Linked DNA regions of Mus musculus: all the other regions are linked to region 1. A link is a loop called in an ENCODE intact Hi-C map of the cell type or tissue named here. Cell type or tissue: heart. All regions are shown on one strand.

Region 1 (4,000 bases):
AGAGAAAAAGCAAACATTCAAAAAGGACAAGAGAGTGGCAAGACTGTGCTAGCAAGGGACTATGAGTGGGCAAGGTCAAAGGGTTTACTTAGTAAGATATTTCACTCCAGAGAAAGAATTTTCTTTAGCACCCATGAATAGCTATAGCAATATACATACTACTTAAGTTACATTCACAATTCAGTAAAATCTTAGCAGGGTGGCAAACACCTATATTTATGCAACTTGGGAGGCAGAGGCAGGAAGACTCAGACTTGGAGACCAATCTGTGTTATGTAGCAAGGTACTGAACAAATAAACAAACAAATAAGTATAAAACAAACAAAAAATCTCAGTACTGAGTAGTCTGAGAATGTTTTAAGATGTATATTTAAATTTTTAATTTATTTTATGAGTATGGGTGCTTTGCCTGCATCTGTGCCTGTGCACCACATCTGTGCCTGATGCCCAGGGAGGCCAGAGAGTATGTCATATATGCTGGGAATGGAGTTATAAACAGCTGTCAGCCATCATGTGGGTGCTGGGAATTGAACCTGGGTCCTTTGGAAGAGCAACCAGTGCTCTTAACCACTGAGTCATCTCTGCAGCCTGAGAATGGCTTAAAGTTAAGACAGAAACTAATAGTTAAAGCTATGGATACAAACCAAATCAACTTATATGAGAGAAGAGGAAGGAAAGACAATTAAACATACCCCCACGCCTCCCAAACACACAAAGGAAAAGACAAGAAAAGTGTTAGTGAAACAAAGTTCAGAGAACAGGTAGAAAGAATGAGGCACAAAACAGGAAGAGGGGAGAGTAAGAAAGGAGGGGCTAGAAACATCCAGTTAGAAAAACCAAGATAAAGTTGATGTGCCCACCACAGTTACACATCAGCAGTTCCTGAAGTCTAGTAGAGACAGGAGGACTGCCTATACTTGGCTCATTTGTAAGCACCAGAGGGCCGGACAATGCACTTTGCACAGGGTAGATGGTATTAGACCAGGAAACAGACTCCACAGGAGTAAACTAAGTAGAGATAGAGACCTTCAAGCACTTCAGCTATTAATAAGGCTGTGGATTGTGCAGGTGGTACTGTAAAGAAGGTGAGGACAGGAGCTAATCAAATGCACTAGGGTACTGACTTTGATAAGAATCAACGGAATGAACACAGGGATGGAAGGATGACTGCATAAAGGAAGGCTGAGTATGGTCTGCTGGCTGCTTTATAACTATGACCAAGACAGGAAGATGAAGGCAGCACAGGGCACTCAGCAGTAGTAGGGTGAAGGTACCTGCTTTGTGAAAGAAGTCACAGGCTGTCTCAGAGAGGGCCAGCGAGATGTCAGGTTTGACTTAGGGAAGGGACATGGAGGACTTAAGGATTTTCACAGGCTGCTTTGGGGCATCCAATGCAGGATGGGAAACAGCAGAAAACAGCATCACAAGTCAGCTAAATGAGGACAAGAACTCAGGGAAACAAAGATGACCGCACAGCACTTCCACGGCCAGAGAGAACAGTGAGTGGTACATTGCAGGTCTTGGGATAAGAGCTGCTTTCCAGATAAAGTGATCAAGGCTCAAGGAGCTGTCCTGTGGCTGCTTGATTCCTCCGGTGACAAGGAACACTACTTTTGAAAGTAGCATTTCCATTATAGAAGAAAAAAAAGGAGGTTAAAAAAAAAAAAGATGTGGGTCCCCCCTAGAGGGAAAAGATCTGTGAATGACAGACATTTTAGTCAATTCATGCAATTGTAGAGCCAGACACTGTCAGTCAGATCTTTTCATCTGCAAAAAGAAAGGGGGCAGATGATCTTTCTTTTCCGTTGTCTAATAGTCTGTGAAATCATCTAGGCAAACCACCTCTCAAATCTTACAGAACACAACACCAACAACAAAAACGAGGCCCGAGGGATGTCTCTTACTCAAAGTAAAACAACTCGCGAGTGGAAACAGGCCCAGGTCAGATTCCTCTGGGATCCCCAGGGCCTTCAGGTTGCTCCCCAACTTTCCCTAAACTATAAAGAACATCTAGAGGCCATAGGTCCCACAGCCCGCTCAGGGACGCTAAGGGACACTCTGGGGTTCGAGGCTTCCTGGCAGCAGAGAGAACTGCCCCGTGGGGAGGGTCCGTGCGGAAAGAGTTCGGGCCTCCTTTCTCACACTTCCTTAAGACTTCGGGCCCCGGCGTGCCTGCGGCCGGCAGAGGGCGCGGGGCGGCTTCACGCTGCGCGGGGCTGGAGGGGTCGCGCTGCCCGGGGCGCGCCGTCGGAGCCAGAGGGCAGCGGGGCTCTGGGCCTGTCCGCGGAGGGGGCAGGGGTGAGGGCGGAGCCGCGAGTGGGTGGGGCGGGGCTCGAGGGCGGGGCGCTGCGGGCGGGGCACGGGGGCGGGGCCGCGAGCGGGGGGGCGGCGGCGGCGGTGGCAGCGGCGGCAGCGGCGGCGGCGGCGGCGGCGGCAGCCGTGGAGGAGGAGAACATGGCGGCCGCGGAGAGCGGCTGAAATGCCTGTTCTTCAGGCCGGGCGAGCGGGAGACTGACGCGATTCACCTCGTCCTGTCGTCCGTCGGTCGGAGCGCGGCCTCAAGCCCTTCGGCTGCAGTTCGCTGCTGTTCCCTCAAGCACAGCTTGTGCCGGGGTGGTTCTGCATCCCCCTGAAGTGGGGGGACTCCTGCTCCGGAGGAGGGGGGCCGGAGAGCCGAGGCGGCGGCGGCGGCGGCGGGCCGCCTGGGCCCCGGGGACGGGCGCCGGGCCGGAGGAGCGGCGGAGTCCGCGGCGGCGCCGCCACAGTCGCGAGTGAGCGCGGCGCCGGGGAGCGCGGCCCAGAGGCGGCGGCGGCGGAGGCAGGTGAGTGGCGGCGGCGGTGGCGGCGGTGGCGGCGGTGGCGGCGGGAGCCTCGCGGTGGGTGCAGCTGTCACGAGCCGCGCGGCCGCGGCGGCCCTAGGGGGCGGGGAGCAGCCGGCGCCCTCCGTCCTGGCTTTGCTTGCTCTGGGACCCATCTCCCGCTGCCACTTTTCTCGAGTTCCCTCGCTAGCCTGGCGCGGCTGCAGGGGGCGGAGGTCGCAGCTGTCACGGCACCAGCTGGGGGCTGCTCGGGGCGAGCGGCGCGCTGCAGAGCGCCGTCCCTGCGGCGCACTCCAGTTGCCCTAGTTAGTGGAGTGCGAGCATCCGCGGAGGGCGCGCGGCCCGGGGCCGGGTGGGGAGCGGGCGCCCGGAGCCGCCGCCGAAAGGGGGAGCCGGAAGTAGGCGCGGGCGCCCCTCGGCCCCGACGAGCAAGCACGGTGACCTTGGCCAGCCTGTCAGCCTCTCTGAATCTTGTTCACTGGGACAGCGAAATGGGGGCGACCTAGGCATGCCTTTCTGTGGGTGCAGCTTTCGACGGCCCCTTTGCCTAGCCTGGCTGCACTTGCCTTTCTCCCTTTGGGACCAGGATTTCGGAGGTAGGAATGGGCGGATAAAGGAGATTTTCCTCTTGCGGCTGGAATTTGGTCCCTTTGGAAGGTTCTGCTGAAAGGACCTAGAAAGACAAGCAGCACACGTTGGTCCAACGATTGTAGGTAGGGCTGGTTAATGGTCAGTGATGGAACTTGAGCTCTCCATAGTCGCTTGGAAGAGACTCGGAGAAACTGGACACCGGGGTCCTCGGTCCTTACCACACCTCTGCGGTGGCTCGTTTAATTTTATTTGTATATACATTAAAACAAAACAAAACAAAACAAAAAGCAGTCACTCCCATGGGCCAGACACCCTGTAGTGTGACGTTGTTAGAGGAAGACGGAGGGATTGACTGTGTGTGACAAGGACAAGCCCAGGTGCTGTGGCTGAAGAGTTTGGTAGGGAGAGAAACTTTAAGCTGGGGAGTACGTTAGCCTTTCTGGCTCCTCTATCCTTATAGAGACACTGAAGAGGCGAGGCAGGTGTCCTTGTGGAGAAGGTGACTTCTCTTTTTTCTCTTTCCAAACAGTTAAGTTTTTAAATGTGAAGTGTGATGTTGGCGAGTAAAGAGTTCGTAGGTGAATCGCTGT
Region 2 (4,000 bases), 200 kb after region 1:
TGCATAGTCAAAACACTCATACACATTTTTTTTAATTAAGAAAGAAACAGAAGGAGCTCTGAGCTCCTATCTTACATAGATGAGTATGTGTGTGCATACACATAATCACATATACACCAAAAACAATGAAAGTAAAGGTATAGTTGAGTTAAGAAATTTTTATGTTAAAAAGTAAACCTTGTATGTTTTGTATATTTTTTAAACATCCTCAAACCTACTCATTCATGATTAAAATGGGGAACTTGAGGTTTTGGTTTTCCTTTTGCTTTGAGACAGACTCTACCTGTGTACCTCAGGCTGGCTGTTTGTACAGACCAGCTCATTACATAGTTCAGTATACAGACCAGATTGCCTCAAACTTGTGGCAATCCTTCTGCCTCAGCTTCCTGAGTGCTAGGATTACAGGTATGTGACACTGCTAGAAAGTGAAACTCTACTTAAGTAAGTTTCTTCTTAAAATTTCCGAGGCCTAGAAGGGGTACTCAGCTCAGTGCCTAGCGTTCATGGGCCCTGGCCTCAGTCCCTAGGACCACAAAAGAGGCAAACTCTAAGGCCCTTTTACTTTTTAAAAAATTGTTTAGTTAGCTAGGTACTCTAACAAAGTACCATACAGTATGTTCCCACAGTCTGGGAGGCTAGGAGTCCAGGGTGTCAAAGCAAGGTTTCTCCTGAAGTCTTTTTCCCTTATCTTGGATTGACCACCTCCTTCTGTGACATTAATGTCCTTACCTCCTGTTGTTATAAAGATAATAGTTATAGTGAACTAGGAGTCACAGTAATGGTCTGTTTGCCACAAATTACCTCATTAAAGGTTCTGTCTCCCGTTAGTTATGTTTTGAAGTCCTAGATGTTAGAATTTCCACATAGTGGATTTGGGGGAGAAGAACACAATTTAGCCCATAACAGTGATAGGTTGGAGTGTACTCACTTTAGAAATTACAAGTAATCATTATAAACAGAAAAATAATCTCACTTGCTGCTTAACATGAACCAAAAAGATACGCAAGGAGAGCCTCGTCGAATTGTTCTATCAGTGTTTATGCATCTCTAGGGACAGAATCTAGGTGAACATGTGTCTTAGAACATTCTGTAGTCTCCTTTACTCAACAGCACATGGTCAATATCTATACCTTAATTCATCACTCCCAGAATTTCTGGAATTTAGGTTATTTTTAGTTTTCCCTGGTGTAAATAGTTTACAGATAGCCATAGCACTTTCAGAGAGCTGCTACATAGGGCTGGAGAGATGGCTTAGTGGTCAGGAGCACTGGCTGCTCTTCCAGAGGGCCTGAGTATAGTTCCCAGCACCCAAAGGTGGCTCACCACCATCTGTACCTTCAGATCTAGAGGATCCGACCCTCTCTCTGGCCTCTTCAGGCCCAGTATGCATGTGGGACACAGACATACATACATGAATCAAGTAACTTTTTAAAACTGCTGTAGATAATTTTTCTAAAGTGCATGTATTGTTTTCTTGAGTTTCAAAAACATAGTTCCGGCCTGTTTTTTTTTTTTTTAAATCTGAGTATCATCATAAGTAATAGTTTATAGGGAAATCCTGCTCTCCTGTATAGTGTGTGACTTGTGAAATGCTATCTTGTCCTCCTTTGTGACAGTGAACCTTTTCTCTTCAATCAGGATTGCCTGAACTAGAATTAGAAGCGATCGATAACCAGTTTGGACAACCAGGAGCGGGGGATCAGATTCCATGGGCAAATAATACTTTGACAACAATAAATCAGAATAAACCAGAAGAGTAAGTAAGACGCTTTCTATTTTATACACTGAGAGATATCAGCTTCTAAACTAGGAGCTACCCTCCCCAGACTGGATCCCAGTGTGCACGAGTATTTTTGAGCTATAACTCGACATGAGTGTTTAATTAAAAAGGGGCATGGGAGAATGTAGTTGAGCTCCGATCAAGCAGAGCATTTACCGTATGGCCACAGGCAGGTCTCCTTTGTAATCACCACTTGACTGATGTGCTATGCCAAGTCTCCTTCTACATGTCATCGCTTGTACTGCTTTGATGTCCACGTATTCCTATGGATAAACTGGCCTTACTGTACCAATTGTGTTGCCTTAAACTTTCAGCTCTGGGTCATTTTGTCCACCATTTGTCTTTGTTTAGAGAAAGAATGTGAAAGGAAAGAAAATATATCTGCTCAGTGTTCCATTCTCAGTGGAGTTTGATTTCTTAATTTACACAGGCATCTGTGTCTCACAACACAGACTATATCTCATACATGTCAATCAAGGGAAGAATAAATATACTTAGGAATTTTCTGAACTGTTTTTCCTTTTCTTTTTCCCAGAAGAATAATTCTTTCTCATATTGCTCATATAATAATATTTTAATTATAGATATACATATATATAATTTTTATACATCAATTAATGTCATCTTAGATTAGACTGCATACTGTCTTCATGAATCAGCAATTTGGTGGGGTTTTTGGCTGAACTACTAGCATGTTAATGTTTTTCAACTTAATTTCTTTTGTATATAATAGTCACTTTATATTATCAAGATAGTTTCATCAATTTTGAAAGCATAAAATAAATTTGCTGTTTTGATTATGATTCGGTCATAGTATTTAATGGTATTCATACAGTCAATAGGATAAGAATAAATCTTAAGGTCTGGCAATATGGCTTATTAGGTGACGTGCTGCCACACAAGCATGAGTATCCCTCATTGAATTCCAAAACCTGAAAATATGGGGGGGGGGAGGAAGGGAGGGAGGGAGGGAGGGAGGGAGAGAGGGAGAGAGAGGGAGAGAGAGAAAGAGGAAAATGAAGAAAGGAAGGAAGAAAGAGAGAGAGAGAGAGAGAGAGAGAGAGAGAAAGAAAGAAAGAAAGAAAGAAAGAAAGAAAGAAAGAAAGAAAGAAAGAGGAAAGCAAGCAAGCAAGCAAAAGGAAAGGAAAGGAAAGGAGAAAGGAGAAAGGAGAAAGGAGAAAGGAGAAAGGAGAAAGGAGAAAGGAGAAAGGAGGAGAAAGGAGGAGAAAGGAGGAGAAAGGAGGAGAAAGGAGGAGAAAGGAGGAGGAGAAAGGAGGAGGAGAAAGGAGGAGGAGAAAGGAGGAGGAGAAAGAAGGAGGAGAAAGAAGAAAGGAGGAGAAAGAAGAAAGGAGGAGAAAAGGAGGAGAAAGGAGGAGAAAACGAGGAGAAAAGGAGGAGAAAAGGAGGAGAAAAGGAGGAGAAAAGGAGGAGAAAAGGAGGAGAAAGGAGGAGAAAGGAGGAGAAAGGAGGAGAAAGGAGGAGAAAGGAGGAGAAAGGAGAAGAAAGGAGAAGAAAGGAGAAGAAAGGAGAAGAAAGGAGAAGAAAGGAGAAAAGGAGAAAGGAGAAAGGAAAGGAAAGGGAAGGGAAGGGAAGGGAAGGGAAGGGGGAAGGGGGAAAGGGGGGAAGGGGGAAGGAAGGGGGAAGGAAGGGGGAAGGGGGAAAGGGAAGGGAAGGGAAGAAAAGATGGAAGAAAGAAAGGGAAAAGAGAGGGAAGTAGGAACGCACACGCATATAAACATAAACACACATGTGCACACACAGACACATGCCTACATGCACACAAAAGAATAAACCTGAAAAATAAATTAACTGATTTTTTTTTTTTGTGTGTTTTACTTTTATTAAGAACTCTTTATGGGGCTAGGGAAATGGTCCAGCAGTTAAGAGCACTTTCTGCTCTTTCAGAGGCCCCAGGTTTGGTACCTAGTGCCTTTAGCAGGTGGCTTGCAACCACCTGTAACTGAGCTCCTAGAAACCCACCGGTCTTTCCTGACCTTCCCAGACATCTGCACAATCATGATGCACACACTCACGCACAGACACATAAAGTGAATAAATAAACCTTTTTAAAAGTGTATCTCCTTTCTTATATTTAGTTACTTTCCAGGGTATTTCTTTAAGCTAACAAGAAGAATATGGAAATTTCTCAGTAGTTGACTAAAGAATGGAGATTGTGATCAAACTGTGCATTAACTACTGTTTTACCTAGGAAGGTGGCTC
Region 3 (4,000 bases), 110 kb before region 1:
TGAGCCTTTGGATATGTTGAACATTTTTTTAACTTCGTTAAATGGTTACCAGCATTACTTGGAACAGCAGCAGCACACCAGTCATAAGAATAACCGCCAACGTAATGGCAAGCACATAACTGAATTTTGCAGGCCTCCCATCAACTTGTATAAATGTTGTAGGCCATGTTTCTAGATTGCTTTTAGGTTTTAGCACTGGATGACAATACAGCAAACCGTGAAAGGGAAGTTAGCAATTTCTCAAAGGCTTAAGCACCTAGTTTGGCCTCCAGTCTGTACTACCTAAACTAAGCTAACAACACAAAATTCCAAGTGACACCTTGCGTCCCCTGAGGAAGTAGGAAACGCCGTGAAACAGACAAGAAGCACGGAGTACGGCAGTAATTTCTGTGTCAACTTGAATTCCTATTGTAAAGTAGCTGGGTCTATCCAAAATGTTCCTGTTCGTTATGAATGCAAGTTTCAAATGAGTGTATTTGCCACGGACAATCACTGAATAACACAGAGCATGACCAATACCTGCAAACAGTGTCTTTCAGCAGAATGAAACTTGCAGCCTCGGTTTACCTACTCACTATGCACTTGTAGGTGCCTCTTCTCCCTTAAATAAGCAGTGAACTTTGGCTACAGAGACTCCTCGCTGTGCTTCCTATATATACCCTAGAAATGCATAATGCAGAAGTCAGCGCTTAACAGTTCTCAACTTTAGCTGTTATAACGCGAGCAGTGGACGCCAAGCATCCGCCCACTGTCCTCTCGTGACTCCGGCTACTTTGACGCACCGGGATGCGGCTCACCTGACACTCTGCAGCAACCCTGACCAAGGAGGAAAAAGAAAAGAAAGGAAGAAAGAAAGAAAAGAAAAGTCAACTAAGCCAAAATAAAATAGGTCCCCAAGGCAACGCGCACCCAGCCCAGATGCCCCTAAGGAAAGCCCGGAACCCGGTCGCCACCAGCGATAGGCGGAGGCCGTCACCTGCCAAGCGAGGCCGCGGCAAGGGGCCCGGGCTTCCCGGCCTCTGAGAGGAGCGGCCCGCCCGCCCCGCGGCGGAGGCAGGAACCCCGGGGCCGGAGGTTTCCGCCCGGCACGGCCGTCCTCGGCCGGGGCCTAGGGCGGGGGCCGCACGCGCTTCCGAGGACTGAACCCGGCGGTGCGCGGCGCGCAGCCCCCTCTGCCCGGCCCGTGGAACCCCGGGGGCGGCGGCGGCCGCACCTGCCCCGCGCCCCTCGGCCGCGCCGACGGGCGGCTTCACCCACCTGGCGCCTCGCGCACGTCCCGGCGCGACCCCGCGCGCTCCTCGACACCGGCGCGTGGGCGCGGCCAAGCTCCGGGAAGACCCTGCCGTGCCGCGGCCGCCGCCGCCGGGTCAGTCGTCAGGCCGGCCGCAGCGAACCTGTTGCGCAGCCTGTCACGGCTGCTGGGCTCTCAGCCGGCGCCGCCTCAGCCCCACAACAACATGGCGGCCGCGGCCTCCGCAGGAAGCCGGGGGGCGGGGAGGCGAGCGACGGGCGGGCAGTGACGGCCCGCCCGCCTAGCCGCGGGACACCTACTCCTCACCGTGGGGAGCGTGACACTGCGTGGCGCTCCTCCTCGCCCCCGGAACCGTGGAAGGCGTGGGCCGAAATGCTTCTCCTCCCGCCAGGTCCCGAAGCTCCGCGGCTGACAGCCCTTCCAGGAGCTGCCAAGACCCCCCACCTGGCTCCTCCTCTTCGAGGTGACTTGCCGGGGACTGGGTGGGACATTTCCTGCCACAGGACCCTAAGGTTTTGGAAAGGGCCAAGAGATGTCCAGGACATCCCCGTTGGACCACACATGGAGCTTGCTGTCTCTCAAGCTGGAACCTTCTTATTCACTGAAGGTCTCTTCGTTAACATGTGAGCAAGCCTTTCCTGAGAATGGGGAAGTTAGAGGTGCAAAGGAGTTGCCTCCACCTTTGCTGCAGATCCTTCTCAAGGACTCTCCTTAAAGGATTTTACCACACCCAAGAGTTAGCTGTCCATTCACCATCACACACACACACACACACACAGAGAGAGAGAGAGAGAGAGAGAAAGAGAGAGAGACAGAGACACAGAGACAGAGACAGAGACAGAGACTGAGAAAAAGCATCCCTCTGTTCACACACAAGAGCAAGCTCATGACAGACAGGAAGACCGTCCCGGACTTTTCTGCTTGCAGAAGCTAAACATCCTTACCCATCTAATAGGAGAAACTCATACTTAGAACTTATTTCTATTCTGTGGTTTCCTCACTCAAATCACCATTCTTTATCTGCTGTTTGACAGAGGCAACAGCACCCCCTGGACAAAAAAAAAGCTTTCTTAAGGTTGAGGATGAGGAAATGATGGTCCCTAATGGGCAAAATGGGAGTGTAAGGTTTCCATGGAAGGAAGTGTACTGAGATGCAAAACTCATAACGTAAACTGGTGCGTGCCTGTAACCCCTGCACACAGAGAACGAGTCGCATCAGTCTGACTGCTGAGAAGGATTGTGAATTTGAGGTCAGTCTAGGCTATATAAAAATTGTTTTTTAAAAATCCCATAAATAAATGGATGTTTTCAAACATTAGTATCCCTATGATTTCAATTGAAATGTGAGAGATATGTGTAGATCAGATGACCCCAGGCTTCACTGACCCCTGTTGGGGCTGATGCAGATAGAAAGTCTGACTTGAAAGAGATTGCGGAGATGCTCAGGGCCAACTGAACTGGACAACCAACTCTTAGGAGGAATTTAGCAAACATTGATGGTGATAAACAGGGTTTTCTTGCTCTCACGGTGTTTTCTTAACTCTTCAATTAGCCCTTGGCTTGCATTTTGGTGTTCGGGACTTGGTAACATTCACCTTGCCTTCTTTCTGTTGAGGTTGCTGGATCCTTGAGAGGAGGGCGGTGGGACGCAGGTGCATTTAAAGGCCTCCCTTGAAGAAACTGCAGAGCTATCAGAAATTGGAGTTCTGTATGTCTGCCTGCAGTATCCCAAACACTAAGTCAACAACTTGGGATTTTTTTTGTTTGGTTTTAGGGTTTTTTTTTGGGGGGGGGGGATGGTCTCTCTGTATAGCCTTGGCTGTCTTAGAACTCTCTTTGTAGACCAGGCTGGCCTCAGAGTCACAGTGATCTGCCTGCCTTTGTCTCCCAAGTGCTGATAATTCCAGTTTCTATTCAGAACTTGAGATCAATCTATCCTGTCACAATGTAGAGTATGAGGGCCTCCTCTAGCCTAGCTTCTCTTATACATACATATGCGATTCTGGAATAAATCTGGACTTACTTAGTGGATATAAGTAATGAGGGAAGAAAAGAAATGAAGGATTCTCAGATTGCTGGGCAGGCCTTGCTAACAGTAGTTCTTTCTGTTCAGCAAGCTAAATGGAATTTTGGAGGCTGGCAAACACAGAAGCAACCCAAGAAATGTTCTTGCTGCCTTTAGATCTTTCTTTCCCTACTTATGCAAAAACAGTCCTTTTTGTCGTTTTTGATTTTTGTTTTTAGGCTTGCAAAACCCTTCTTCTCTCCTTGTGTCTTCTTTAGCCAAATACCAGAGCACTCAGTGTCCAGCAAAAACTTCAGCACCTGAAATAGTCAGTCATTTCTCTCCACCCAGAATTCTCGTCATCCTCAGTCTTTAGGAATTTATGATTCAGGTAGGTGATGTAGCAACCCTCCCAGTTCATTCCTCCATTCATGGGCTGGTCTTGAAACTCTACCTGTGAATTCCCTCAGAATTTCCCAGATCTGACTGTCATTTGTTTACCTCTAGCATGGACTGTAGATGAATAACAAGCCCTACCTAATTCAGAGACGTTCTGTCAATTCCCTAAAAGATTAGTAGTTGGTGTAGCGTGAAAAGCTTAGGGAGCAGGGAAGTAAACTATGCATATCATATTTCTCCCTTTCTGCCAAATCTAGGATAGGCTCTTAGGCCATTACTATAAACCAAGGTTTTACCATGGGGACCCCTAACCACAAGCTCTTTTCCTTTCATGCTCCTTCCAG
Region 4 (4,000 bases), 50 kb before region 1:
TAATTTTTATACTTTCCTAATTTTAATACAAAGCTTTGATATTCTGTTTGAGTAGGTCTCTCTCTCTCTCTTTTCTTTGTTGCATTCATTCATTCTTCCTTCCTTCTCTTTTTCTATGCTTTTTAAGTTGGGTTTGAAGGCCAGCTTACATTTAGAAAGTACAGTTTTGACAAAGACCAAATTTCTAGATAAAAAAAAATTCTAGATAATGTCATAACAGCTTAAATTCTGCCCAACAGAACTTGGACAATTTGGACACAATGACATCATGGACTTATGATGGTGATTCACCCAATGTACAAAAGGCTCTATCCTTTCTATAAGAAGAATAATGACGGACTTAGGAGGGCTCAGGCCACAGAAACTGGGGTACCCCAATGATTTCACTGAAACAGGTAGAACAGGTAGACTGAGACCTTTTGAGAACAGATCCTGTGTCCTGCTGACCTTTCCCTATGGTGACTGGCAGAACATACAACGTATATGGGATCTTCAACCAGAGCTTGCTAAATGATGGATTATATTGAAGACATTGCATAAATGAAAAGCAATGAGATCAATTCTTTTATATGACTCATAAATTGGCTCAGAAGATGCTCGACTGAAGAACTCAAAAAAAAATAAATCAGTATCATTGACCCAAGTGTGTGGTCACATTTAGCTGTGCAAGTGGCATTGCTATCCATCAAGTCCCCATCTCCCAGAGACTCTAGCTCAAGACTTTAAAAGCTCACATGAGTCATCCACTCTATTCCCTTCCTCATCTGAGCAGTCATTAAAACTCCTGCCAGATTTACATGAGCAATATCCTCAGTCCCCATCGCCTTATTGTCTAATTTTTAAAGCACAGCTATGGCCATTTCCTTCTGGCAGTCGATCCTCCCCTAACTCATCAGAATATTCTTCTGTAACTAAGGTATTTAACAAGATGGACTGAGAGGGTTCAAGCAGAAAGCAATTGTTCTATCTTATGACAGTCCTTTGTGTATGTGTGCATACATGTACATGCATATAAGTGCACATGTGTGTGTACAGGTACACATATGTGGAGGCCAAGGGTAAACGTCAACTGTTTTCTATCTCTCTCTGCCTTATTTTTTTGAGCCAGACTCTCTCATTGAACCCAGAACTTAAATGCTTGGCTAGATTGATGTTGGGGTTCAACAAGCCCCGGGGATCTGTTTGTCTCTCCAGTGCCAGGACCACAAATACATAGTGCCACACTTGGCTTTTCATCTGGATGCTGGAGATCTGAATTCGGGTCCTCTTGTTTGTGTGACAGGCACTTTACCATCTGAAGTCATCTCTCTGGCTTCCATAAAATGCTCTTTAAAATCTTTCTATCTACTCTTGGTTCTCTGATTACCTTCCGGTATTAAAATGTTCAGTCTGATCTAATGCCAGAACTTTCTTATCCTAACGAAGTGCTTTTCATCCATTAGTGTGGACCACATCCAGACTCACAAACGGGCTGAAGGAGTACACGGCCATTCTCTTCTCTCTGTCTCACCTCCTCTGCTGAAGTTGGGTCTAGGACAGAAAAAACCAGGGAACAAGAAGTGGCTCTTGCCATTGTAATCCCTTGGTGAATAGCAGACCTATAGCTGTTGTTTTAATTTTAAGGACCTAAAGGCCTCCCCCGCCCCCTTGGGCCTCTCTTCATAGAGATGTGGACAATGTGTGGACGATGGTCACATTAATTAAATTTCTTCTTTATTGTCTGGATGACAGTGAACCCATCTCACAGAGTGTTTTCCTGTGCTGGAATCATCTAGACGGACCTCTTAGGGTCCATAATATGACTGGGGTCCATCTTTTCTACATGGCTACCTGCCATCAGCTGTCCTATGATTTATATGAGTGCACTGTGTTCTGCTGGGACTCTCCTGCCTGAGACATCTCCAGCCAGCTTTTCACTGCAGACATTTTTTTCTGGTCAAGTCCAAAGGCATTGGCTGGGTCTCTTGCTTAACTTTTTCTTTCACAATGCCTGGAGCTCTGGGCACGTCTGATCATGGCAGTGCTGGCTCTCGCCTGCTCTGGAGATTCTGCCTGGGCAGTCTTGTACCCCATTTAGGATGTTGAGGTGGGGATGGGGGAGGCATTCACTTCAACCTATTGTTTTCAGCTTTGGAGCTTGGGCCAAAACTCCCAAGAAAGGAAGAAGCCTATTTTAACACGCTGCTACATTCCTTTAAAAACATCAGATACTGTTTTTGTTTTAATTAACTGTTCCAAGTTTACAATGTTTGATTTTTTTTTTTTTTTTGAAGTTCAGACTCAGAACAGACATCTGAAGTGGATCACTGGACCTTGATCATTTTGCAAATTGAGAAATAAAAGCCTGGGGAAGTTAATTAACTGGGAGAAGATCACACACCTTATCATGACTGGACAGGGCTTGATCTGAGGGCTTGACTTTCAAATCTCATGCTTTTCCTACCACATTATCCTGCCTATAATGCTTTTTCTTAAAGGAGACCAGATATATTTGCTCCTGAAATAAAGCTACTGGAGATGTTTACTGATTATCAAAACATCTCTGAATTGGATGAGGTGATTATAAATGATTTTAATTTGGAGGTTTATCTATATTTCACATACTTCTGTGGTCAAACAGTTATTATAAAAAAACAAAAATATTTAAAATTGTTCTTTTGGGCTGGGTTCATGGCTCAATGGTTAAGGTGTTTGCCAAGCAAGCATAAGAAAGGACCAGAGTTCAAATTTCCAAAACCAATAGACTATGTCAGATGGGCACAGGAGCCATGAGTAACTGCAACCTTGGAAGGTGAAGTCAGGGGACCCCCAGGGTAAGTTGGTCATCAAGAGTAAGCCATATCCATGAGCTCTGGACGTGATTAGAACATCTTGTTTCGGTGAGTACAGTGGAAGAGTGATCAAGAATGAATCCCTGCATCATCAACAACCATCACATTTATATGCATGCATGCATGTGTATATGTGTGCACCCACATACATGCACACATGAAAATGAAAAAATAAAAATAAACTGAATTATACTTCTCAATACATGGCTGTAACCTGGGCCCTTGTAACTTGGAGACAATAGAATTAGGAATTCAAGGTCATCCTTCCCAGCCTTGGCTACAAAAGACTCTGTTGTCCACCACCCCCCCCCCCCAAACAAAAAGTGATTATTTTAAAGTATGGTTATCTATAGGGGATAATGACTCCACACATGTACTCAATCCCCAGCACTGCCCAAAAGACAAAAAAAAAAAAAAAAAAAAAAAAAATCCACATCAGTGAAAAGGGCAACTTCACTAGACAATAATAAAACCTGAAGTATAGTCTTGACTACAGTTGACCTTGCGTTAGTCATCTGACCTCTTTGGGACTCAGTTTTTCAAGTATAATGCTGAAACCTACCATATGTAAAATTAAGTGTTTCCCTATTCTGAGAATAAAAATCCTTTCTTCCAAGCCTTGTGAGCATGCTGAGACCGCAGCTCAGTGACAGAGTGTGTGCTTATCATACAGAAGGCCCTGGTATTTTGTGGGTTGACAGGATGCTTGTGGAGCAACTAGGAGAACTTTCATGACCAATTTCAACGTCTGACGCTTTATGTAAAGTCGTGATGATAATGGTCTGTGGCCTGGTCTCCGTCGTGAGTCCCCGAGTGAATGAGCCCCAGGCTTATCAGTCCATCCGGACGGCCCACCCTGGGACGGTCCGCCCATCCGTGCCTTTGCTCACTCTCACTTCTCAGAGCCCACCGCTTGCCTGCGTGTAGTCTCCTTGACTACTCGAGCCCTCATCGATCCCATTTCAGTTCTGCAGATTGAGCCTCTGTTGCACCATTTACCTAGTAATTTCATGCTCTTCTGGCTGCGCGCCGTGATTCTTTGCATATTTGATTTTTTTCTTCTTCTGGGCATTTGCCTGCAGCCTGCAGCTATACTTGGCTGTCTCCATTTCCCCTATTCTTGGTGAACACAGCCAAACATTCAAGGGGGCTCCACACACATTTATTAG
Region 5 (4,000 bases), 370 kb after region 1:
CATTTTGCAGGTATAAAGAAGTATTTATCACTTGAGATTTCAATCAGTGAGAAGATACTAGAATATGTTTCCTGAGGTAAATACAAGCCTTAAAGAATGGTGTACAGTGTGCAGAAGGACAGCAGCCTTACTCTCAGCATCTGGACTCGTGAGTTAAGATGCTGGCAAAGCCACAGACGACATTGACATGGAGAAGTAAAGCGGCAGTGCGTAGAGAGACACTGAGAGCGGAGTCCAGCAGCTCCCAGGATAGAGACACTGAGAGCAGAGCCCAGTAGCTCCCAGGATAGAGAGACACTGAGAGCAGAGCCCAGCAGCTCCCGGGATAGAGACACTGAGAGCAGAGCCCAGTAGCTCCGGGGTTAGAGAGACACTGAGAGTGGAGCCCAGCAGCTCCAGGGAGACACAGAGGAGAGCACACACCAGGGGAGGGGAGGACGCTCTAAAGTGCTGACGAAGGCTGGAAGACGAACTCAGAAATGCCTCCAGGGACTTCCAACAAGTGAAGAGGTGACACCAGTTGGTGACTCAGATGGAGAAGGACACAGCTTTTTAAGATAACAGTTGTTCAAATATTTTATCCCTTCTTTTTTTTGGGGGGGGGCAAGGTTCTTTATAAAAACGTTTCAGCCTCTGAAATGACTGAGTTGAGACTCCTGCTGACGTCCTAAGATCTTAAATGTGCAAGCAGTTTTCAAAATGTCGAAGGACAAAGCACACAGCTGCACTAAGAATTTCAATGAATGCAGAGGTCTGTACCGGATCACGAAGCCAGGGTTCAGAATACTTTTCGTTCTGAGCTATGCTCTGTTGTTTCCTAATGCTCTGCTGAGAGACTAAAGAAACCAGACACATTCTGGGACCCTGAGGCTTCACCTCTTCATTTTATTACTCTTACATAAATAAATAAATAAATAAGATGCTACGCAGCCACCCTAGATATAAGTAAGATGTCAGGAACAGCGTCTCAAGATCTGAGAATCAGCAAGTGACCTGAGGGACCCAAATGGGAACACTAAAGCCCCCTGCTGTAACTGCTCTCCTGCCCATGTGGTTGAACGAGGCGCAGCCTGGGCCCCGCACTCAGGCTGACAGCACCACACACACCTCTCATCCTCATGACTCCCACTTTCTGTTCCAGGAGCAGCTGGATAATCAGATGTGCTAGGCGTGAGGGAGCCTCAAGCAGAACTGAGGCCCATGAGAACCATGAGGTGGAGCTCAATCACCTCAGAAGCTAATTCAAGCCACGCAGCCGTATGCTAATACAGCCGTATGCCAGACCTCTTTATCCTTTTATACACATCTGAGTTCACTAAGAACAACATTTTAAAGCTCAGAGCAGCTGCGCAGAGCACAGCCATGCAAAGTGAGGCCACTATGGAGAAAGGAAAAACCCAGAGGACTACAAGGGTTTAGACAGGAAGCCAAGAGCTTGTCTTCTTAGGCAAGAGACATGTTATCTGGCAACCGTTATGGGATAGGTATTTAAAAGTCATCCTTTGAGTTCCAGGTAGCACAGGTGGCTGCAGCTCAAAATAAGAATACCAGAGTTCAGAGGGATGACAGGAGTCGAGCAACATGAGCCCAGCTCCATCAGCTCCATCCAGTCCTGTGGACCAGGCAGGGGCAACAGCACGAGAAAGGCTTCTCTCTATGCAACATGAGTTTTCATACTTGTAATTTTAAAATACTATTCAGAAATTTGGAGTCCAAGCAGAAACTGTAGGGATTCTGCCCCACACAGGCCCAAGACGTCCCAGTGTGCCCCAAATGGATCCTACTTATTTCAAGTCAGCTGAGCCCAGGGCAAGAGGAAAGGCCATGGCAGATGTGGGATGTAACAAAGAGTGGGGCGAGAGGAGAGCAGAAGAAAGAGACGGGTCTGTGGAAGAGGGCCCGCCTGCCTCTCCCACCACCTGTGGTGAGGACTGAGGACAGGGACGAGTCTCATGCAGGGTCCCTCCTAGTGCCCAACATGCCTGAGCTCAGGAAAGGCCCAAGCTGGCCTTTCCGTCTGAATGGTGTGACTGAGCGCACACTCCCAAGTGACCCACAATGCGCCCTCTAAGAGCTTCTGTTCTGGTGTCGGGCCCCTCATTCCCAGGGACACAGCATCCTTGCTGCTTGATGCTAGCAACTATTTCTAGGGCAGAGCAAAGGCCTGGGATCCGGGATGAGCTTCAGGTTCTCCAGCTCCTGTGGCTGGCACTGCCTCTCTCTTAGCACTGGCTTGTCTCCCCCTGGTGGCTGGAGAAAGAACAGAGTCAGTGTCCTAAAAGGGCAGATAACAGTGCTAGCTCACATCACTCTTCTACAAGGTTGCCTGTTTTTCTTTGAAAGTCTTGCCAAGTAATTCAATCCAGACTGGCCTCTCTCTTGCAATACTCCTGCCTCATCCTCCACCATCTCTGGCTACTAACTGTACAGGCTGATGGTTAAAATACTAACCAGGAAGCCGCTTAGTGGGGTGCAGGCTCCCGGGGGCCAGGCTCTTTCTCTCTCCTGTTGTTATTCCTTTCTCTGATGGTGGGCAGATGGATGGATGGAGGGTTGCTGGGAGGAAGAGCAGGTGGGTCACAGTCATGGACTTTCACAGGTGAATGCATAAGCGATGACACAATGACAAACACCTAGTTATCTGGCAATAAGAAATGAAGTGCATAAGAGATGTGGGGTTATCTCTCACACAAAAGCGGTCATCTCACTGAGAAATGGCCACAACATGGTAACAGGCACCCATACTATTAACTTACACATGAGGGAACACAACAGTGAGCATTCGTGAAGGAAAACTCCATGTTGGTTATTTCACCTCAAGGGGAGTCTGTTTGCACTTGAGCTCGCTTGTAGTTTCCTCTGCCTCTACTTGATGTTTTTCAGGAGGGCTGTCCGGGCATTCACAACTGCTTTGAAGGCATCTTCACTGCCTGGTGCTACACACTTGTCCGGGTGAAGCAGCACAGCCAGCTTCCGGTAGGCCTTATTAACTTCCTCCCTGCAAAGAGCAGACAAGCTCTGTCAGTGACCAGGTTGGCCCCAAATCCTGCATCTGGACACTACACATCTCCCATGGAATTACCTCCTTTTCTCAAAGGTAGGACTAAAAGAATAGAAAATAACAAACAATGGGTTGCATACAAGTAAAAAATACAGTGCAGGTTGAGTCTAGGAGACAGTCAAAGAAGGATCAAGGGCAGCCTGGCATCTCTACACATGTAAGAGGCACAGAGCAAGCAAGCCTTTGCTAACTGAAGGAATGAGAACCTGGGAGCCAGAAGTAATCCCTCAGGAGAGGCTTCTAGAAAAGGAACTTGTGATTAGTATGGGGTGGGGGCTTCGGAGAACTGGGGAAGGAAACAGTAGAGAGGCCGTTTCCCAAAGCTGAGAGACAGGGAGATGACGACCACAGCAGCCCAGGCCTGAAAGCAAAGGTTCAGCTGGAGGCAGCTGTGAGCACCACCAAGGGAAGAGAGCTTATACAGCATGAGGCAAAAGTCAGCGGAAGCACGGATGTACTCAGCGTGCAACCAGAGAGGATGAGACAGTTCCGCGGTCTGGAATAGCAGGACCTGGCTGGAGAAGGCCCAGAGACGACAGGCTCCCATCCCTACTCTTCATCACCCTCAGGTGCCAGGCTCCTGTAGAGTTCTATCCCCACCACAAGATTTTACTTCTCAGGATTCCTTTTGTCACCAGGGTCCCCGTGATCCCGTCAGCATGGCATGGTGCAGTGTTAGGTGCCCTTGCCGCTGTTCTCATTAGGACTTCTCATAGCACTCTCACAGTTAATAAATGCTCTTTGCAGCTTGGAGATGGGAGAAAGTCTGATGTTAATCTGGAGTGTGACTAAGGTCTGGGGTCACAGCAGTAACGTCCTGTATTTTAGGCAAAGACACCAGATCTTTTCCTTCTGCTAGATGAGTCGTGACTTTCTTGTTCTAGCTTTGCATGTTACATTCTACATATGCAATATATAACCTTTTGTCGGGTGTGTATG
Region 6 (4,000 bases), 240 kb after region 1:
ATACAAATACAACTTTTTTAAATTCCAGGAGATCTAGGAGAAGGCTTTCTGGTAAAGAATATCATATGGTCCTAACCCTTAAGAGTTAGTCCAGGAGCTGAGGAGATGCTCCGTGTCCAGAGGACCAGAGTTCAGTTCCTAGAACCCACAGTGGGATGTTCTCACTGCCTATAACTGCAGAAGAGCCTACATCCTACTCTGTCCTCCCATGTGCATACGTCCCACAGACACACACACCTACACGTCTGCACCCATGTGCATACGTCCCACAGACACACACACCTACACGTCTGCACCCATGTGCATATGTCCCACAGACACACACACCTACACAGAATTTAAGTAGATCTTTAAAAAAGGGTTAATCAAATGCGTATGTAAATCACCAAGATGGGAAAGGACCCCTCAGAAAGTTGAACACAGATGTAGGTTGGCACGTTGGTCCCTTTGGCCATTGTTCCTCCACTCTCACCCCTTTGCCAGTGTTTTCCTGGATAAAGATTTCTCTAGAGAAGCAGGTGCTATGTAAATGTCAGTTAGGAGACTTGAGACTCAGAGCTTCTGAAAAACATACTCCTTTTCCCCACTCACTGAGCATTTCTCCTTTTAAATAAACAGCCTCTATTTCTTACTAACAATATTAAGGCAGTGCTAATTTTAGGCCCAGCTTTTTTCTTTTTCTTTCTTTTTTTTTTTTTTTTTTTTTTTTTTTTTGAGACAGGGTTTCTCTGTATAGCCCTGGCTGTTCTGGAACTCACTTTGTAGCCCAGGCTGGCCTCGAACTCAGAAATCTGCCTGCCTCTGCCTCCCAAGTGCTGGGATTAAAGGCGTGCGCCACCTCGCCCGGCTAGGCCCAGTTTTAAAAGGCAGATTGGTGCACAGGCATAAGCGCCACGCTTTCCCCAGCTTCGTTCCCAGGGATCTAAGGGACACTGGAACAACCAATTTCTGGTGAACGCTGTGATAGCAGGGTCTGCGTCGGTTCTTCACAGTCATGCTCTGCCAAAGGGAAGGTTCACTGCGTAGCGCAGACCATTCCCAAACTCTTAGTGATCCCTCCTACAATCATGCCACACGTACTTCCGGAAGCTAAGGGTTGGGCCCAAGAGCAGATCTACTTCCGGCCTCGGCACCCCACCCCCGTTTAGGGTCCCTCCGGATACTCCCCACGCCTCACCTCGAGAACCACCTTGCGCATGCGCCCCAGCTCCCGGAGATAAGCTGCCGTGTGCGGATGGTCTCGATGAAGGTGCAAGGCTGCTGTGGCGGCGTGACAAGCCTGCGCTACCAGTGCGCCGGTGGGCCAGGAAAAGGGAGCCTGAGATAGATCCTTTCGTAATACTAAGTACTGTACAAGGATCTGTGGCTCCACCCCAGAGCATGCCATCTTCCTGATCATCAGACTGGCCGGACGTACCTTGCGGTGCATGCTGGGATTAGTGTGGAGCTGCTGGGCGCCACCATGTTCGTGTACGGCGGAAGCACAAAGCACTCTGGGATCAGTGGGTTACGTTGTTACTTCAGTTGCTCTCGGCGGGAATTCTTAAACTGCATCCTGAGTGAGGGAGCTTTGGCGAGAAAGCAAGACCCAGTGGTAGACAGATTAGCATTACTGTACAGCTTCTTTGGGTGTTCGAGGAAGCCCGGCTGGACCATAGTGGCCACGGCGGTGAGGTAGGCGTGGACAGGGCTGACCAGTCCAAGGTAAGGGACGCCAGCGGGGACACTTTGCTTATCCCGGGACTGTCAGGCAATAGTGGCAATAGATTGGTGATTGCGTGTCTTTTACTATTTACAGTTAAGGACGTTCGGGTCCATGTTAACCCTGCCTTGTACGTCCAGCATCGTAAGAAAAAACACTTGAGAACCCGAAGAGGAGATGGAGTCTGCAAATACTTTGTGTCCAGGCAGGAAGTGCAAAGGAGGTATTCAAAGGGGTTTGGCTTTCTCTGTACCACAGTGTTTCCAGACTTTATTGCAAAGGAAGGGACACTGTAAGGCAGTAACTTTGGCGATTAGATATGGATTTGATTCAGGGCTCTATCTTAGGAAATTTTGTGGCTTGGACACATTATAGTTCTGCCTCATTTTCTTTCTCCTTTAAACAAAACTTAATGTGAAAGCATCATGTGGGTTGAAATTGTTACTAAAAACTAAAAGTTTGATGACTTAATTGTTAAAAATATGTTGCAATCAAGTATAATCCATACCCTAGAACTAAATTACTATGTAATCCCAAATTTGCCAGTAACTTGCCCTTCTGTGTGTCAGCACACCTGGCTAAACAAGTGACGAGTGAAAGTTTGTGAATAATCATCAAACTTCGACAGGTCAATTATTCTCCAGTTCCCTTGTCATCTCCAATCCAAAAGATTGAAACATTTAGTTATGATTATGTTGGTTTTCTCTCTCTGCTTGGCAATTACCACTGCTTATCGTGTGAACTTGGAGAGGAACTAAATACAGCAGAGAGAAGGAACTGCTGTGCTCAGGCTCCAGAGGAAATAAAAGAAGTCAGGAGTCAGTAACGGGAAGAAAAGCAAGTGAAGGGCCAACATGCTGCCTACTGTGGCTCTCTCTTGATCTTATGCAAGTTGGTTTGTTTGTTTTTTAAAGGAGCTATACACTAGTAATTTGATGTCTAGCCTTGGCTGGATAGATGAATGAGCCAGGTCTGGGCTGTCCCAAGACAAATGAAGAAAGGATTTTTGTGAATGTATATTCTTGTGAACCCTGCAAAGTAAATATTGGATCTGCTTAAGGAAACTAGTTACATGAGGTGAAGCATTGGACTTCTCTAGGGAGGTTTCATCTGGGTTGTGGGAAAGCATGGAGAATCGGCCTTTCCCACCATAGATTTGTGCTTCTGTGATAAGCAGGCTTAGATGAAATGCTGCTGCCCACAAAGCAAGCAGTAGACAAATCAGGAGTCTCTTGTTCTTTTCAAGTGAGCGTACTAATTAGTGGGTGTTTTTACACCAGTGGCCAGCAGAGAGGTTAATGGTCTCTGGTTTGGTTATTTGGGCCTATGGCTTTATAAATTTATGGCAGACCAGTTGTGATGGTACATGTCTTTGATCCCAGCACTCTGGGTGGAAGCAGGTGGATCTCTGTGAGTTCAAGGACAGCCTGATCTACATAGTGAATTCTGGGCCAGTCGTGTAGGAAAGACCCTGTCTCAATAAACAGATAAATAAATAAATATGCCCTAGATATATGAGTTATCTATTGTGACGACTGTTTTTGGTTGTCAACTTGATGCAACCTGTGAAGAGGGAACCTCAATTGTTAAGGAATTAACTCATCAGATTGGTCTATGGGCAGTTTCTTTAGGGCGTTTTTTTTTTTTTTTTTATTGCTTCTTAATTGGAAGAGCACCTAACCCATTGCGGCAGGTGGTCCTCGGTGGTATATGAAAGCTAACTGAGCAGTAGCAGGAAGCTAATAAGCTTGTTGCTCTATGGTCTCTGCTTCAGTTCCTGCCCTGAGTTCTTGCCACCCCTGGGCAGGTAGGTGGTCCTGGGATGTATAAAAAACAAACTGAGCAAGCCAGCAAGCATCGTTCCTCCATCTGCTTTAGTTCCGGCTTCACACTTCTGCCCTGACTCCTCTCATGGCAGACTGTAACCTGTAAGATGAAATGGGCCCTTCCTCCCTGAGTTGCTGCTTTGGTCAGCGTTTAGCACAGCAAACTGTTCCTTCGTGGAGTATGCTTTGCCAAAGTTTGTCAGATTGTGAAGGGTGTTTTGTTTGTCTGTTTTCACTTTCTTTAGGTGTTTTAGCTCACCTGGAAAGACTAGAGGCTCAAACGAACATATCGAATAGAAAGTCTGAAGAACCAGCAGTTCGTAAAAAGGAAAGTTCTCTTAGAACCAAGATTCGAGAACTGCGGCAACAACGAGATAAGCTGAGGGCAGAAGTGAAGCAGTGGGGAGCCAGAGTGAGTAGAGAGGCGGTGTTGGCTCTTCAGGGGTGAGAAGAGCAGCTGCGAGCGGGGAGC
Region 7 (4,000 bases), 180 kb after region 1:
GACAAGTTTATTAGTATATCTATTGCATATTTTCCCAACACCAATTTATTCCTCACAGCACTGTCAATGATGCAAGAGTCCACGGGTGCCATTTCCTAGGAAGTGGTGCTGCTCTTTGTCAGTGGTAATGACAGGTCCCTGACCCCTAACTTAGGGTGATGCAGAAACTCTCTACTTGGCAGTTTGGGACATTAATGCGGCAAATGGTCTTTCTTATAATAGCATCATGAAAATATAATAAAAACAGATTTAAATGATTGAATAATAATGTATTTTTCCCCCTAGGGAGCACAGTGGGCTTTCTCCTCAAGATGACAGTAATTCTGGAATGTCAATTCCCCGAATAAATCCCTCAGTCAATCCTGGTATCTCTCCAGCCCATGGTGTGACCCGTTCATCCACGTTGCCACCATCCAACAACAACATGGTCTCTGCCAGAGTAAACCGCCAACAGAGCTCAGACCTCAACAGCAGCAGCAGTCATACTAACTCTAGCAACAACCAAGGGAACTTTGGATGTTCACCTGGAAATCAGATTGTAGCCAATGTTGCCTTAAACCAGGGACAGGCAGGTTCCCAGAGCAGCAATCCCTCTTTAAACCTCAATAATTCTCCTATGGAAGGTACAGGAATTGCCCTCTCACAGTTCATGTCTCCGAGGAGACAAGCTAATTCTGGCTTGGCAACAAGGGCCAGGATGTCAAACAATTCATTTCCTCCAAATATTCCAACATTAAGCTCCCCAGTTGGCATTACTAGTGGTGCCTGTAATAATAATAATCGATCCTATTCAAATATCCCAGTAACATCTTTACAAGGTATGAATGAAGGACCCAATAACTCTGTTGGCTTCTCTGCTGGGTCTCCAGTCCTTCGGCAGATGAGCTCACAGAATTCACCTAGCAGATTAAGTATGCAACCAGCAAAGGCTGAGTCCAAAGACAGCAAAGAGATTGCATCCATTTTAAATGAAATGATTCAGTCCGACAACAGCGACAACAGTGCTAACGAAGGCAAGCCTCTGGACTCAGGACTTCTGCATAACAATGACAGACTCTCAGAAGGAGACAGTAAATACTCTCAAACTAGTCACAAGCTAGTACAGCTATTGACTACGACCGCAGAGCAGCAGTTACGGCATGCCGACATAGACACAAGCTGCAAAGATGTACTGTCTTGCACTGGTACTTCCAGCTCTGCCTCCTCTAACCCCTCAGGAGGTACTTGTCCCTCTTCTCACAGCTCTCTGACTGAGCGGCATAAAATTCTGCACCGGCTTTTACAGGAGGGCAGCCCCTCAGACATCACCACTTTGTCTGTGGAACCCGAGAAGAAGGACAGTGTGCCAGCCTCTACTGCTGTGTCAGTGTCTGGACAATCCCAGGGGAGTGCCAGCATAAAACTGGAACTGGATGCTGCAAAGAAAAAAGAGTCAAAAGACCATCAGCTCCTACGCTACCTTTTAGACAAAGATGAGAAAGATTTAAGGTCCACTCCAAACCTGTGCCTGGATGACGTAAAGGTCAAAGTGGAGAAGAAAGAACAGATGGATCCTTGTAACACAAACCCAACCCCAATGACCAAACCTGCTCCTGAGGAAGTTAAACTGGAGTCCCAGAGCCAGGTGGGTGAATCCTTGCTTCATAGAGTGGGAATTTATTTCTTCTCTACTTGGCCTTTTTCTACTCCTACTGTAGTCCATATCTGGATGGATGCTTTATTTCTGTCTTTCAGCACTAAGGAATTAGTTCAGAGCAGTGACTCTCAACCTGTAGGTCATATACCAGATATCCTGCATATCAGATCTTTACATTGTAATTCATAATAGTAGCAAAATTATAGTTATGAAGTAGCAATGAAAATAATTTTATGGTTGAAGATCACCCCAAAGTGAGGAACTGTATTAAAGGGTCATAGCATCAGGAAGGCTGAGAACCATTGAAGTAGAGGATAAAAGCATGGAGTGCCCTCAGACATTCCTTGTAAAACTCTAGGGGCTACAGTGGTCCTGTGTGGTTTTTAAATGATGCCTTCTTTCCTTCCTCTCTTCCTTTCTACTGGTTTTCTAAAGAATCAGAGTTGACATCTTAAGACTGTTTGGGTATTGTCGGTCTTTTAAAGTAAGCCATTCTAGGATATATGGACTCTGGGTAACAGCTAATTTGAGGAAGCTCTGATGTCCATGAAATAAGAGAGAGGTGTGAGGATACAGGTAGGCTGGCCTGCTGAAGGCAGCTCCTAAGCCTCTTTCCTGTCTTCTGCTTCTCAACTTAGCTATTCTGGGTAGCAAGCCACTGCCTTTACAGGGCATGTCCTGAGACAGACGTAAACAGAGGCTGTTCATAAGTGTTAGATCTATGTTTAGGGTGGTATGGCACTGGTATGAAAGTTAATAGGCAGATTTATTCATTGAGTAATTGCTTATAAACTGAGAAAGAATGTCATAAAAGATGGCCTTCCCTTCTAAGAGCTTTCACATTGTGTAGGTGTAGCCTGTCACAGCCGAGTGACACATGCACGGTGCAGCTTACTCAGACTCTCCGCTGTGAATCAAGGTTCACACTTAGTATGCCCAGGCCCTTGAATTTCCTGAAGCAGCTTGATTTTTTTCCCCCTGTCTCTTAAAGTATCTCTCTTCCCTAACACATTCTACGCCCGGTAAAGTTCTTCATTTCCCTAGGCTGAGCCATGTCCCTCTCCATATTTTCAGAGTCTCTTTACATGTATGTTCTTAGACAATAAGGCTATATCTCATATTTTAATACAATAAAACTAACATCATTTTAAGCAGAAAACAGCCTTAAACATTAAGTATATTAGAACTATTAAGCTTGAAAATTAAATTTTAAAATATATTTATAAAATAATGTCACTGTATAGCAAATGTGCTTATACATCTGTCTCAGTGGCCATGTGCACTCATTTCTGCTGAGTTTATACTTAGAAGTGGAATTGCAAAATTCTAAATTGTGCATAAACTTATTGTTAGTAGGTACGTGGAGTTTCTATTATACAAGTATTCCTTGTAATTGTTTTCTATCCTTAGTAATTCTTGATATTGTCAATCATTTAAGTTTAGCCATTCTAGGATCTATATGTAGATCAGTTTATAGGATCTGTATGTAGTAGTTCACAGTTTTACTTTACTTCTCTGATAAACATCCATTGATCATTTAGACCTCTGCCTGTTGGCCTTTGAATAGTGTTCCTTGTGTGTGTGTGTGTGTGTGTGTGTGTGTGTGTGTGTGTGTGTGTGTCTGAGGACTGGTCCACCACTAGTTATACATTGCAGGTGTCCTCTCCACGCTGTGGCTTGTGTTTTCATTAGAGGTTGGCGGGCTTCTGTTCTTATTACTTTGTCTTGGTCTTTATGAAGCAAATTGTGTTTTAATAGGGTTGAATTTGTCCATTTTTCCTTTATGGTTAATGCCTCTGCAATGCATAATAAAAGACATGCCCAGACTGTCCATAGAGCATCACTTATAGTAGACATGCCCAGACTGTCCATAGAGCATCACTTATAGTAGACATGCCCAGACTGTCCATAGAGCATCACTTATAGTAGACATGCCCAGACTGTCCATAGAGCATCACTTATAGTAGACATGCCCAGACTGTCCATAGAGCATCACTTATAGTAGACATGCCCAGACTGTCCATAGAGCATCACTTATAATAGACATGCCCAGACTGTCCATAGAGCATCACTTATAGTAGACATGCCCAGACTGTCCATAGAGCATCACTTATAGTAGACATGCCCAGACTGTCCATAGAGCATCACTTATAGTAGACATGCCCAGACTATCCATAGAGCATCACTTATAGTAGACATGCCCAGACTGTTCATAGAGCATCACTTATAGTAGACATGCCCAGACTGTCCATAGAACATCACTTATAGTAGACATGCCCAGACTGTCCATAGAGCATCACTTACAGTAGACATGCCCAGACTGTCCATAGAGCATCACTTATAGTAGACATGCCCAGACTGTCC

What was found. Peaks named below come from ENCODE experiments on the same cell type or tissue, not always from the same donor. Only the 100,000 strongest peaks of a DNase experiment are listed, where the experiment ranks them.
Region 2: it touches region 1 in a loop (3-fold over the local background); 4 of 42 quality-filtered maps call a loop at or near these places.
Region 3: it touches region 1 in a loop (2.1-fold over the local background); 2 of 42 quality-filtered maps call a loop at or near these places.
Region 4: it touches region 1 in a loop (2.0-fold over the local background); 4 of 42 quality-filtered maps call a loop at or near these places.
Region 5: a loop joins it to region 1, with 2.8 times the contacts of the local background. A loop is called at or near these places in 3 of 42 quality-filtered maps.
Region 6: it touches region 1 in a loop (6-fold over the local background); 9 of 42 quality-filtered maps call a loop at or near these places.
Region 7: a loop joins it to region 1, with 1.9 times the contacts of the local background. A loop is called at or near these places in 4 of 42 quality-filtered maps.

Annotation. Positions count from the first base shown.
Region 1 is chr12:4,475,594-4,479,593 of GRCm38, reverse strand. Ncoa1 (nuclear receptor coactivator 1) reads left to right here and starts at 2,412. Exons shown (of 23, transcript NM_010881.2): 1 at 2,412-2,822. In heart, CTCF peaks have their summits at 2,158 (motif pointing right) and 3,115; DNase peaks (open chromatin) are centred at 2,353, 2,533 and 3,063; H3K4me3 peaks cover 2,236 bases; H3K27ac peaks cover 1,656 bases; H3K27me3 peaks cover 286 bases.
Region 2 is chr12:4,275,858-4,279,857 of GRCm38, reverse strand. It overlaps Ncoa1 (nuclear receptor coactivator 1), which reads left to right. Exons shown (of 23, transcript NM_010881.2): 14 at 1,639-1,756. Among named protein-coding and RNA genes, the nearest start is that of Ptrhd1, 44 kb to the right of the region's middle. In heart, no CTCF peak of the experiment used is centred here; no DNase peak of the experiment used is centred here.
Region 3 is chr12:4,590,490-4,594,489 of GRCm38, reverse strand. It overlaps Itsn2 (intersectin 2), which reads right to left and starts at 1,482. Exons shown (of 40, transcript NM_001198968.2): 1 at 1,258-1,482. Gm3625 (predicted gene 3625) reads left to right here and starts at 759. Exons shown (of 1, transcript NR_169069.1): 1 at 759-4,000. In heart, a CTCF peak has its summit at 2,284; a DNase peak (open chromatin) is centred at 1,569; H3K4me3 peaks cover 2,139 bases; H3K27ac peaks cover 1,713 bases.
Region 4 is chr12:4,525,204-4,529,203 of GRCm38, reverse strand. Gm31938 (predicted gene, 31938) reads right to left here. Exons shown (of 3, transcript NR_136891.1): 3 at 82-1,530. Among named protein-coding and RNA genes, the nearest start is that of Gm31938, 3.1 kb to the right of the region's middle. In heart, no CTCF peak of the experiment used is centred here; no DNase peak of the experiment used is centred here.
Region 5 is chr12:4,105,800-4,109,799 of GRCm38, reverse strand. It overlaps Dnajc27 (DnaJ heat shock protein family (Hsp40) member C27), which reads right to left. Exons shown (of 7, transcript NM_153082.4): 7 at 1-2,998. The coding sequence ends at 2,866. Among named protein-coding and RNA genes, the nearest start is that of Dnajc27, 25 kb to the right of the region's middle. In heart, a CTCF peak has its summit at 2,251 (motif pointing left); a DNase peak (open chromatin) is centred at 2,219.
Region 6 is chr12:4,231,456-4,235,455 of GRCm38, reverse strand. It overlaps Cenpo (centromere protein O), which reads left to right and starts at 1,491. Exons shown (of 7, transcript NM_134046.6): 1 at 1,491-1,704; 2 at 1,799-1,925; 3 at 3,774-3,940. The coding sequence starts at 1,880. Ptrhd1 (peptidyl-tRNA hydrolase domain containing 1) reads right to left here and starts at 1,443. Exons shown (of 2, transcript NM_001204912.2): 1 at 1,178-1,443. The coding sequence starts at 1,429. In heart, a CTCF peak has its summit at 1,536; DNase peaks (open chromatin) are centred at 1,195 and 1,345; H3K4me3 peaks cover 2,458 bases; H3K27ac peaks cover 1,768 bases.
Region 7 is chr12:4,292,534-4,296,533 of GRCm38, reverse strand. It overlaps Ncoa1 (nuclear receptor coactivator 1), which reads left to right. Exons shown (of 23, transcript NM_010881.2): 12 at 286-1,624. Among named protein-coding and RNA genes, the nearest start is that of Ptrhd1, 61 kb to the right of the region's middle. In heart, no CTCF peak of the experiment used is centred here; no DNase peak of the experiment used is centred here.